2 separate regions of the Homo sapiens genome follow, and region 1 is linked to region 2. Evidence: chromatin contacts called from ENCODE Hi-C data. All regions are on one chromosome and are shown on one strand. The core of a region is the stretch at or near the end of the contact, and the rest is flanking DNA. Distances in the headings are between cores, read along the strand shown. Region 1 has its middle 38 kb from the start of SLC1A3. Region 2 has its middle 86 kb from the start of SLC1A3.

What was found. A loop is a pair of places that touch in the nucleus more often than their neighbours do. Pooled maps may share reads with other maps.
Region 1: a loop to region 2 is called in a map of Right ventricle myocardium inferior, with 2.4 times the contacts of the local background. The contact joins two enhancer-like sites. A Hi-C loop is called at or near these places in 2 of 168 maps with a recorded cell type or tissue (Right ventricle myocardium inferior and endothelial cell of hepatic sinusoid) and 3 of 50 pooled maps.

What each region holds. Positions count from the first base shown.
Region 1 is chr5:36,565,250-36,571,904 of GRCh38, forward strand. No RefSeq gene overlaps it. Among named protein-coding and RNA genes, the nearest start is that of SLC1A3, 38 kb to the right of the region's middle. Within about 2 kb of position 4,427, at least 5 of the 41 ENCODE cell types and tissues checked have a DNase peak (open chromatin) inside an H3K27ac peak, as active enhancers do.
Region 2 is chr5:36,517,355-36,523,949 of GRCh38, forward strand. No RefSeq gene overlaps it. Among named protein-coding and RNA genes, the nearest start is that of SLC1A3, 86 kb to the right of the region's middle. Within about 2 kb of position 4,762, at least 3 of the 41 ENCODE cell types and tissues checked have a DNase peak (open chromatin) inside an H3K27ac peak, as active enhancers do.

The DNA of each region.
Region 1 (6,655 bases), core at 3,177-5,676, 48 kb after region 2:
GCTGAGATCACTCCACTGCACTCCAGCCTGGTGACAGAGTGAGATCTTCTCAAAAAAAAAAAAAAAGCTTTTTCATATCATCAAATATTACTAGATTGTTAATGGCACTGAAGTCTTCACTTGCTATAACATAATTTATTGAATTGATACCTTACTATTAATTTTTACGTTATTTCTCATTTCCAATATTACTATTTAAATGGACATAATAACAATGCAATAAATGATCTTTGATTGGTCATTATTCAGAAATGTAGTTATAAAGGTATTTGAGGGACAAGTGGAGAAATTAGATTATGAAATGGATATGTTAGGAAATTATAGCTCATTTTGTTACTATAATTTATGGTATTGTAGCTGTGAAAAATGTTCTTTTTTAGAGTTTAACACACACATACTTAGAGTTGAAGTGTCACACTTTCTGAAAATTAGTTGTAAATGTTTAGCAAAAATGAAAGATGAACAGATGATAAGCAGATGAGAGAAAGAGAAATAGATGAAGCAAATATGACAAAATATTAGCAAGCATGAAATCTGGGCAGGTGGTGGATACGTGAGTGCTCACTAAAATATTCTTTCTACTGTCCTATTTGTTTGACTTTTTTCATAATACAAAGTTTTCTTTAAGAATATCAAATATTTCATAGAATTTTCTGGAGGGTTAAAATCTGAGGCAAAAAAGACAATGAAAAATATCATAGTTACACTCTTTGTACCTTTACATAATTTTCTTAAGATAGATTGCTCAAAGTGAGTTTCTGGATCAATTAGTCTATATTAATTTAAGCCTTTTGATGCAATATTTTATTAAATTACCTTTCAGAAAGATTTTAGTATTTGCACTCCTAATGATAAAAAATTTGCATACAAGAAAGTATATTTCTCCATATCCTCATCATCACAGAGTACTTACTATCAAAAAAACTTTGATAAACAAAACCTGTCCTGAATTTTGTGTTGTCATTTATTTAGTATGTAATATTCATAATTTAAATGTCATTTACAGTAATTCTATGAATTTCCTGTTCATGTTCTTTGTTCTTTTTTTATGGTAGTCTGATTTTTAAAGTGATGATTAAGGTCTCTTTATATATTAAGAAAAATAATTCTGTGTCTGTCATTCTGTCACACATATTGCCGTTTCTTCTATTTTTTTTTTTTTTTTTTTTTTTTTTTTTGAGATAGAGTCTTGCTCGCTCTGTTGCCCAGGCTGGAGTGCAATGGCACGATCTTGGCTCACTGCAACCTCCGCATCCCAGGTTCAAGTGATTCTTCTGCCTCAGCCTCTCAAGTAGCTGGGACTGCAGGTGCCTGCCATCACGCCCAGCTAATTTTTGTACTTTTAGTAGAGACAGGATTTCACCAGGTTGGCCAGGCTGGTCTTGAACTCCTGACCTCAGGTGATCCACCCAGCTTGGCCTCCCAAAGAGCTGGGGTTACAGGCATGAGCCACCACACCAGGCCTCATTTCTTCATATTTTGTCATTTACTTGTTAACTATGTGTTTTTTCCCCAAATAGACCATTTTAATTTCAAGTCTTTCCTTCATGATTGCGTGTTATGATTTTAATCCCAAGATTAAATATTTATCTATTTTTGTATTTAATTAATGTCTCCCTTTACATTAAATACTTTAATCTTACAGGAATATATTTTATTATAAGGTATGCCCTAGTGTACTAACTTTATTTTTCCAAATGGGTAACTAGCTTCCCTTATCATATCTTAAATATATATACTTGAGTCCCTTTCTGTAGTTTCTGTTGTCTTTTCAATTATCTGTTTATCTGTTTCTGGGCCAGTTTCATACAATTTTATTTGCTGTAGCACTACAATGTATCTTAATCTCTGATACAGCAGAGCCTTATCATTCCCTTCCTGTTCAACATTTTCTTTTGTTTTCTCTTTTGTTAATTCTTCCATGTGAACTTCAGAAGCATTTTGTCAAATTCTAAGAGAAATTCTATTGGCATTTTGATTGAAAATGTTACAGCTATAGATATTAGGGGAGAATTTACATCTTTACTATAGAAAGTCTTCTGTCCAGGAACATAACGTGTCTCTGTATTTAATGGTCTTTTTGTTCTCTCAGGAAAGTTTTTAGTTTCTTTCAGGCAGGTCTTACACATTTTAAGTTTATTCCTAGTTACTTTGTATTTTTTGTTGCTTTTGACAGCTATATGATTTTTTTCTATTTTATTTTCTAACAAAGGTTTTATCTTTATGTCTTATCATCCAATCTGTAACTTAAATTGGCTTACAGAGTGAGATAAAGAACTAACTCCTCTCTTCCCTGAATCGATGAGCTTTTTTCCAAATAGCAGCCTCCATGGAATATTTAGTCACCAAAAAAAGTTAATACAAAAGTACATAACAAGCCAGGAGTGGTGGCTCAAGGCCTGTAATCCCAGCACTTTGAGAGGCCGCAGCAGGCGAATCACCTGAGGTCAGGAGTTCAAGACCAGCCTGGCCAACATGGTGAAACCCCATCTCTACAAAAATACAATAATTAGCTGGGCATGATGGCAGCTGCCTGTAATCCCAACTACTCGGGAGGCTGAGGCAGGAGAATCACTTGAACTGGGGAGACAAGAGGTTGCCATGAGCCAAGATCACGCCATTGCACTCCAGCCTGCATGACAGAGCAAGATTCCGTCTCAAAAAAAAAAAAAAAAAGTATGTATACACTGTGATTGTAATTATGTAAAAATATACAAGCATATTGCCAAAGATTAGAAAATAATATATAAAACTGGAAAGCAGTTTTGTAAGAGTGAATTTTTTATGTTTAAATTTTTCTATTTAAATTGGTTTTCTTTATAATCTTGTTTTCACAATTAATATAAACTGGATATTGAAGAGTTCATTTTTCCTCAGCATCCTTTTGAATGTAACAGTTTCTTGTATTTCACATTATGTACCTAGTGCTTTCAGGTGTTAATTGAGTGGCATTTCCCAAGCTAGACAACCTGGTGCCTGCTTAAAATAAGAGACGAAAAAAGAGAAACCCATGTATGCCCTCAAATATTAAATTCTGGAATAGGGACTTCTGTTTGGCTTAAGTCATGCAGTGTTTTTCTCCTTGCCTAAAAATTTGAAACAAATATTGTTCTGTGTGCCATGAACATTAAAAGGTTTTGGAAGAATCACAGCTCCTGTTGGCAAACACCTGCCACTCCATGGCCTGAATAAAACTTCCCCATCCTCTTTCAGGCTGCGTCTCTCTATTTGTCTCTCCCATGACATTTTTAGAAATTTCTATTTCTTTGTTAGTTGAACTCCATGTCTTAGCATCCCTGTCACCCTCAGGATTACTTCGTGTCATTGCTTTCTTCTCTCAGTCTTCCCTTTTTTTGTTGAAAGCAATTTCCAATACAGATGTGCATAAAGATCCCTGTGTTCCAAGCAGAATTAGGAGAGGATTCTCTTCCTTTGCAAAAAGGCTGCCATGCTATTGCCATTGAGGAACATCTTATCCTACGTTGGGTGAAGTAGAAGCAGAATGGGATACAATTATTATTATCTGTGTCAAAGAGAGTGGTGGATTTTCTAAAGTGCTCAGGATAGATAAAATTGATATGTCAAAGAGTGTTAATAGAATACCTCAGTGGCCTAGCATCATTTGAACATAAACTAGTTAATGGAAGTAAACTTTCCAGATAACTGAAGATTCTCACTGCCAGTCCAACTATTGTATTTCGGTATAGTATAGTGATGATCTCACTGCTTGTAAAGTTTAGGGTCATCTGCCCCTGCATTCAATAGCCTCAAACCCCTACACTTTATTAAAATTAGGCCTGCCTTTTGCCAGACTCTAAGTTGTTCCCTTTTTTCCTATCAGAGTCATCTCTTTCTAGCAGCATCCCACCTCCTTAATTTACTTCTACTCTATCATGGCCTAGAAACCAGATGAACACACAATTGCTGAATTGAGTCCCAATGAAAACCTAAGAAAATTCTGGGACATGTTCCTTAGCTGTCCCCTGCTACGGCTTTGGGAGGTCTAATGTCTCCTAAAATCTTTCTTCCTTGGTAGGACCGTATAGGAATAACACACCATTCATTCATTCATTCCTTTGTTCGTTCAATGAAAAATCCATTCACTATGCCAGATACTGGACATACACTAGTAACTAGGACAGACGACTAGTCTTTGCATGCAAGAAATTTAAAATCTAGTCCTACAAATGGATATTGTGAATTGAGCTTCCAAGAGTACCATGAAAGCATGGAACAGGAGAACTTGTCTACATAGGTCAACTGATAATTCAAATTACAAAAAGAAAAAAAAAGTCCTACATTTCAAAAGGACAAATTTGCTGCCAGGAAACCATAATAGTCCTATTAGAGGCATGAGTCAGAAGCTCTTCAGGGAATAAGTTGTTTCTGGCAGAGGAGGTTGGTTCTGAAAGCAGGTCCAGTCCCGTGCACAGCTTCACGCTCCAGGGCTGCAGCAAGAGACCGGTCCTCTCACACACACCCACCCACCCCTGCAGCTTCTCTTCACACTGAATCTACACAAGCCCGTTTGCTACTGGAGGAAGATATGAATATAGTCGTTGGGGGACTTGAATTTGTACCCATAGCTGGTTGAGCCAGGCAGGAGAAAGGTACCATGATACATGACTTCCCCAGAGGGTTGCAGGAGTCAGCCAAGGGGTCCTCACTTTCAAGAATAAATAAAATGGAGGAATATAGACTCCTCTCTGGACAGTTTCAAATTTGAAGAGACAGCTAAGAAAGAGAAGTGTGAAAATTTCCATGAGATGAGTATTTTGGTCGCTGGTAGAAGCATCGAGTTCACAATTTAGTTTAGGAAAATCTGAACCAGTATTTCTATTCTTTCCTTACAGTTCCAAATTTTGTGCCAGAAATTGAAAAGACTTACTCTCCTGTGCATCTCCCCAAACCTCCCACTTTTTGTATGTTTTTGAAAAGATGATAAGCAGTGGGCTTTCCTAATGGTTCCTGACAGTAAGCAGGGCAATGGGCTAAATTATTTAAAAATAAGAAAAAACCTGGAAAAATATTTAACAAGCTAACTGGTGGTTTTTGTTGTGTTCCAAAATGAGAGGCATTCAAAAGAAGGGCCTTTCTGCTTCCTATTCAAGCAGAAATTCAAGATATCAAGCCCCAAAACAGGGCCCCCGGAGCAGGGAGATGAGGTCACAGCTGACCACATGAGTGGATCTTGTCCAAGAAAACTCTTTGAAGGTATCCCTTATGGTAACTGAACAGATTGTCCCCTGAGGTTGAAGCAAACACAGATAAAAAACACTCGGGAAAAGCCACTGGCATGGCACAGGGATGATAAAACGCCTGCTGATTTCAGCTACTCAATGCAGGCTTCAGGCCATTTTTCCTTAACTCAGTCCTATGTTTACCCTAAACTCCAGAACTCTCAGTTGTGAAGAGTAAGAGGCTGATGGGTGTCCATTCAATCTGCTTATCATGAAAATTACATGAAAGCTTCCTTCTACTTCATAAGAACCCAGGAATTAAAAATGCAAATTTAATCAGGGACTCCAGGCTCTCCACTCATCCAGAATAATCTTCCTAAAAAGTCCCTTTCACTACCCATTGCTCAGAAGCCTGCACAGTCCTCTCAAGTCCGATATAAATGCTTTATAAACAGCCTTGCTGACGTAAGCTTGCTCCTGGGGACACAAGTACTCTGTTCATTTGAGGAAGGTTTCCACATTCTCCCATGTATCTTGTTGACGTCCATACCTGTGCCTGAGCACAGACTACCCTTCTCTGCTAGGTGCACCTGCTCATCTCCATTTAGGCCTCAAGAGGAACATAAGTCCTGACTTTTTCATGCAACCCTTTCTCCCATCATTGACAAACACTTGATTTCTACCCAATTTTTCACAGGTATCTTCACATCAGGGAGCGAGGAGCCTCTGAGATCCACGTAACCCCAAGATCGTGGTGTCTGTGACTTAAAGTAAACATGTGCAGAAAACTAGTTGCCCAAAACCTTGTACAGACTCCAGCATAAGAAAGACAGGGTATTCACAACCAAACTTTCCCATGCATGTCCAATCTCCCGACCCTCCCAGAATCTTTGGGACATAAAGATTATTAAAGTCTCTAGGGCCATACAAGTGTCAGCCATCAAGCTGATTATACCATAGAGAGAGGTGGTCTGTGGGTTTCCTTCCTTCTCCCATCCTCCCTGACTTGCTTTTGAATAGTTTGCCTTGAGTTGGTAGTAAAATGTCCACCTTTCTATCTGGGTCTTTTTCCATGAGCTATTCTATCCTTTGCAGTATGTTTTACATCAACCTATATCCACCCCAGAAGCTGGTATACTTCCAAGTTTTTGCCGTTTTTTCACTGTACTTGGAACATCTTTGTCCTCCTCTCCTCCTGGGAAATGTCTCACCAGTCTTTCCAAGGTTCAGCTCAAATGTAACTTCTTTCTTCATCTTCTCTTTACTTCACTCTTACATAATATTAACTACTCCCTCTTCCCTATCTCCAAGGTATCTTATTCTTTACTCTGTTTTAGAACTCATCAATTGTGTATAGTCAATTGTTTATATATCTGCCATTCCCAGCCCCTGGAGAGGAAGAACTAACTTATTCTTTATACCCCCAGTTCCTGGCCTTGTGCCAAGCACATAGTAGATGTTCTTAATGTATGGAA
Region 2 (6,595 bases), core at 3,512-6,011:
TTCTTGAGGTCTGCAATGTATAAAAATTACAGAAGAAGGTAATTCAATGCCCTGGATTATTGAATAAAGAATAGACATTTTTTCATCTGGTTTTTCAAAATGTAAACATATGCTAAAACTAACTACTAGAAAGACAACAGAAACAAAAAAACTGATGCCATTCCTTGTCATCTTCCACTTTGTTTTGTGCTTTGGATAAACTTGAAATTCTTTGGGTTACAAGAGAATTGCAAACACTATTGTCCTAGAAGATGTCTGACTCTTAAAAACTTTTTCTGAAGCACTGAAATAGGAAGAGAGGAGGTCAAACTATCTCCTCTCTTCCATATCATTGCAGATAATATGATTCTATACCTAGAAAATCCCATAGTCTCTGCCCAAAAGCTCCTAGATCTGATAAACAACTTCAGCAAAGATTCAGGATATGAAACCAATGTACAAAAATCAGTAGCATTTCTATACACTAATAACATCCAAGCTGAAACCAAATCAAGAATGTGATCTCACTCACAAGAGTCACAAAAATATTAAAATACCTAGGAATACAGCTAACCAGGGAGGTGAAAGATCTCTAGCATTAGAATTATGAAACACTGCTGAAAGAAATCAGAGATGACACAAACAAATAGAAAAAACTTTCCATGTTCATGGATTGGAAGAATCAATATTGTTAAAATGGCCATACTACCCAAAGCAATCTACGGATTGAATGCTATTCCTGTCAAACTACCAATGACATTGCTCACAGGACTAGAAAAGAACTATTTTAAAATTAATATGGAACCAAAATTAGCCCTTATAGCCATAGTAATCCTAAGCAGAAAGATAAAAGCAGAAGGCATCACACTATCTGACTTCAAACTATAGGGCTACAGAAACCAAAACAGCATGGTACTGGTATAAAAACAGATGCATAGACCAGTAGAAAAGAATAAACAGCCCAGAAATAAGGCCACACACCTACAACCATCTGATCTTTGACAAAGCAGACAAAGACAAGCAATGAGGAAAGAACTCCCTATACAATAAATGGCACTAAGATAACTGGCTAGCCATATGCAGAAGATCAAAACTGAACCCCTTCCTTACACCATATACAAAAATAAACTCAAAACGGATAAAGACTTAAATGTAAAAACCAAAACTAAACTCTAAAAACTCTGAACAATAACCTAGGCAATATCATTCTGGACATAGAAATGGGCAAAGATTTCATGACAAATATGTCAAAAGCAATTTCAACAAAAGTGAAAATTGACTAATGGGATCTACTTAAACTAAATAGTTCCTGCATAACAAAAGAAACTATCAACAGAGTAACAGACAACCTATAGAATGAGAGAAAATTTTGTAAACTATGCATCTCACAAAGGTCTAGTACCCAGCATCTATAAGAAACAAACAAATTTACAAGAGAAAAACAACCCTATTAAAAATTGGGCAAAGGACATGAACAGACACTTTTCAAAAGGAGATGCACATGTCTAACAAGTACATGAAAGAAACCTCAACATCACTGATCACTACAGAAATGCAAATCAAAACCACAATGAGATACCATCACACACCAGCCAGAATGGCTATTACTAAAAAGTCAAAAAATTACAGATGATAGCAAGGTTGTGGAGAAAAGGGAGTGCTTATACACTGCTGGTCTGACTGTAAATTAGTTCAGCCACTGTGAAAAGCAGTCTGGTGATTTCTCAAAGAACTAAGAACTACCATTCAACCCAGCAACCCATTATTGGGTATATACCCAAAGGAATATAAATTGTTCTACCACAAAGACATATGCATGTGTATGTTCATTACAGCACTATTCACAATAGCTAGGACATGGAATTAACCAAAATGCCCATCAACAGTTGACTGGATAAAGAAAACGTGGTATACATACACCATGGAACACCACACAGCCATAAAAGAGAACAAAATCATGTCTTTTGCAGCAACATGGATGGAGCTGGAGGTCATTATCCTAAGTGAGCTAATGTAGGAATAGAAAACCAAATACCACATGTTCTTACTTATAAGGGGGAGCCAAACACCAAATGCACATGAATACAAAGAGGGAAACGACAGATACTGGGGCCTACATGAGGGTGGAGGATGGGAGGAGGGTGAGGATTGAAAAATACCTGTCAGACACTATGCTTATTACCTGGGTGATGAAATAATCTGTACCAAACCCCTTTGACACACAAGTTACCTATATAACAAACTTTGCACATATACCCCTGAATCTAAAATAAAAGTTAAAAAATAAAATACAATTTAAAAAAACTTATTTTGATGATGTTAGTGGTGATATTAACAAATGTGATGTGTATCATAATAAAAATATGATAACATTTGGAAAATCAAGCATAACTCAATGAACCAGTATTTTCGAAATGACTGATGCATGGTATTACAAAATTATGCCTAGGTAAATATACACTCATAGTGCATGATAGACCAATAGATTTTAGTGTAATGAAGTATGAAAAGTTTACTGATATGGCTTCAGATTCTACATTGTAACTAACCTTTAATTATGCCCACTTTTCAAGTTTTATGAAGTATCTCACTCAAACTCCCTGTCTCCTGTGCCCTGATTACCCAAAATTATCTGCAAAGGCTATGAAAGTACTCTTTTTTTTTTTCAATTACATACCTGCATGAAGCCAGATTTTCAACATATACTTCAACCAAAACAACATATTGCAACAGATGGAACGCTGAAGCAGAGATGGGAACCTAGCTGTCTGCTATTATGCCAGACATTGACGAGAGCTACAAAAATGTAACATGATGTCACACTTATCACTAATTACTTTTTGTTTTGGGAAATATGGTAATTTTTCACAAAAATATGTTATGTTAATGTAGGATGGGTTTATTATTGTTGTTAATGTTTTTATTATTGTTAAGTTAATGTTTTTATTTCTAAAACAGTATACATTTACAGATTTACCCCCCAAAACAGGTTTTGGGGGCAGTCCTCATTTTTAAGAATATAAAAAGATCAGAAGACCAAAGAGTTTGAGAACTGCTGACTTTTTGCAACCTGATGAAGTTGGAAGTTTTGTTATCCTCATTCTACAGATGAAGTAACTAATATTTTGCGAAGTAATTTTCCAGGGTTATGCAGGAGATGACAAGTAGCAAAGGCAAGCTTTAACTCAGGATCCCTGGCTACTGGGCCCAGATTCTTAAATACTGCAACATCCTTCTGGAGTCTAGTCAGACAATTTAGCTGTAGCAGCCCCTAGAGTGGGCTTTATCATCACCCCCAATTTTTCCCATTCTTAGTGGCACAATTACAGAAAAAGGCAGCATGACCTTTCCCAGGATAGAGCCTCCATGAATGAACGTAGGTTGGTGACTGTGGGAGTCAGTACTCTGGTAGACGGGGGAGGAGTGGGAGAAGCAGTCAATTCTCACCTATTGTCCATGCTTTTCTAAGTATATGTCCGGATTCTCTCAACCCTCAGACTCCACACTAAGACTTGATATTTTCCAGTGGGGTTGACTGAAGCAGTGACCCAATCTGCAAGCAGATGTTGAGTACAGGCTCTTCCTCTCACCTTCTAGTTCTGCCCTGTCCAATACAGTAGACACTGGACTCATGTAGCTATTTGAATTTACATTCAAATTAGTTAAGTAAAATAAAATGAAAATTTCAGTTCCCCAGTCTTACTACCATATTTCAGGTACTCAGAAATCATGCCCTGTACATGTTTCTTGCAGGTACTGGGGTCTTTGGAAACCCTTGCAGTCTAGTGAGAAATGTTCTGGCTTTGCAGTCAGTTGAACCTGGGGCCACTGGACAATAAAAATACCCAGATAGTTGTTGTTGTTGTGGTGGTGTTGGTGGTGGTGGTGAGGTGATGGTGGTGGTTAGTGCTGGTAGTGATGGTGGTGGTGGAGGTGGTGATGGTGGTGATGATAGTGATGGTGGTGGTGGCAGTAGTGGTAGTGGTGGAAGAGGTGGTAGTGGAGGTGGTGGTGGTAGTGATGGAGATGGTGGTGGTTGTGGTGATGGTGGTGATGGTGATACTGATAATGTGATGGTAGTTGTGATAGTGATGGTGGTGGTGATGATAGTGACGGTGGTGGTAGTGGTGGTAGTGATGGTGATGATGCTGGCAATGGTGATGGTGGTGGTGATGATAGTGGTGGTTGTGATAGTGATGGTGGTGGTGGTGAGGATGATTGAAAGCACTGAAGACCAGGTTCTGCCCTTGGGATTGATAAATGTTGGGTTTCTCACTGTGCAGTCTTTAGATTCTGTGCATTAGAGTCCCAGGTGTGTTTCAGCCCTACTGAGCCAGAATCTCTGGGAGGGAATCTCTTCTTTCCACAAGCTCTTTGGGAAATTATTAAGTGCCCCAAAGTTTGGAAGAATTGTGATAGATTAAAGCTGTGGTAGCATATTAAACATTCACACATAAGAAGCAAGAAACTCTAACTCTCCAGGAGGCTTACAATGAACTCTGAATATTCCCGGGTGTTCCTATCACAGTCCTCTTCAGTAAGCGCTAGTCCTTGGCTGTTTGGCTCCAGGAAGCACAGACTCCAGGTGGGAGGGCCTCCGGCCACTACAACGCAGCAGGATTCCTAGAAGCCAGGCACACAGCGTGTCTCCTCTGAGAGAGGCACAGAGCCTCACAAGGCTTATTGGGGGGAAAGACCAAGTTCCTATTACAGCCACTATCCAGTGTCTACACTAACACATGCCAAGCTCAGCTCCAGGCCATGTCCCAGGCCAGCTGACTTGGCTTTCTCCCCTCAGCATTGCAATTTACCATTTCCCGGAACCAAAAAGCCTTAAGTCTCTCCATGCCCTCTGTAGACGTACCAAGACGGGGCCTTTTCCCTACCTGGGCTAGTGTTCAATAGATGAGGCTGAGATTTTAAAGCCCTGCAGCAGTGAGTCTGTGAGAATCCTCTTGCTTTATTTGCCTTTTTGTTAGGCTTTCTTTAGAAATTCGTTGGTGTGTAACTCCCGGTAGGCATGACTACAACTGGGTGTATGCTCCCTCTCCCTTAGGAGTTCAGGAGGAGATTGGAATGTGGTTCTGAGTAGATGGGGAATCTCATTAATCAATGTGGGTAGGGCTGGTGGAAAAAAAAAGTTTTAGTATATGGCAAGCTTGAAAGGCCCACAGAATTTTCTTAAATTCTCTTCAAAGCATGCAGTTGAGTACTCTTGTTTAGCAGGAACTTTGCTGTAACATGACTTTCCTTGGCTCAGAGTATGGGGTTACAGAAGACCTCACTGGGACCCAGCCAAGGAAGTTAGATTAGCAGAAGTACCAGAAGTACTGGATGAGAACATAGTGTCATTGAGAATGTGGTCCTGGAAAAAAAGATCTCAAGGGCAACCATACTGCAGGATTTCAAACCACAGCAGGCCAGGGAAGTTCCTGATGAGAGAAGAAGCTGATCCTCACGGGACCAGGTGACTGTAATGCAGGCTGAACATTCCAGAACCCAAGCAAGGCTCATGCAGGCAGAACTGTTGCTGGGCCCATTGCCAAGTCCGGCCACTCTGACACTGCCCAGGAAAGCCATGGAATCCTTCTTTCCTATAAGGACATAGTCAATTATGCATTTATGAAGCACCTAGCATATGCAGAAAAGCATGCATGGGCTGGGCGCAGTGGCTCACATCTGTAATCCCAGTACTTTGGGAGACCGAGGCGGGTGGATTACCTGAGGTAGGAGCTCGAGACCAGCCTGGCCAACATGGTGAAGCCCCATCTCAACTAAAAAAAACACAAAAAAATTTGTTGGGCATGGTGGCACATGCCTGTAATCCCAGCTGCTCAGGAGGCTGAGGTGGAAGAATCACTTGAACCTGGGAGGCGGAGGTTGCAGTGAGCCGAGATCATGACACTGCACTCCAGCCTGGGTGACAAGAGTGAAACTCCGTCTCAAATAAAAAAAAAAGAAAAAGAAAAGCATGCATGGTTCTTCAGCATAGAATTGGAAAGAAATGAAACAATAGTGCCTCTGCCATGAAAGATGTTTATGTTCAATTAGAGGTCAAAAGTGTGGCTATGAGGAAAATAATAAGTAATCATAAAATTATTAGTGTGGTACAAGCACAGTAAATGTATTTTAAAGAAAGGGACTCATAAAGGCAAAGAGTGTATTTTAATTGTGATTATACTTCAAAAGAGAATGGTTAAGATGAACAATCCAAAAATTAATTATTGGCTAACTTGTAGGCTGGTAGCTGGCAGAGATGCGTGTATGCATGTGCGTGCATGTGTATATGTACATGTGCATGTGTGTGTGCATGTGTGTGCACGTGTACTTGCGTGTGTGAGCACATATGTGTGTGCGCATGTGTATGTGTGCATTGTATGTGTGTGTGTGCATGTGTATGTGTGTTGGCACCACTGTGCAAGCACCCCAGAAGCATGAAAGCTGAGCCACATCCATCCCTCCCTCTCTCCTTATGGTTTGTTTCCTTGTCATGGATTTTTTCCTCTCTCACTCTCCCTTCCTACCCTTCATCTTCATGTTTCCCTTGCCTGTGCCCTTGATCAGCTGGTGGAAGAGATTAGAGAATGTGTTTTCCCTCCTACTGATTCTTTCATTG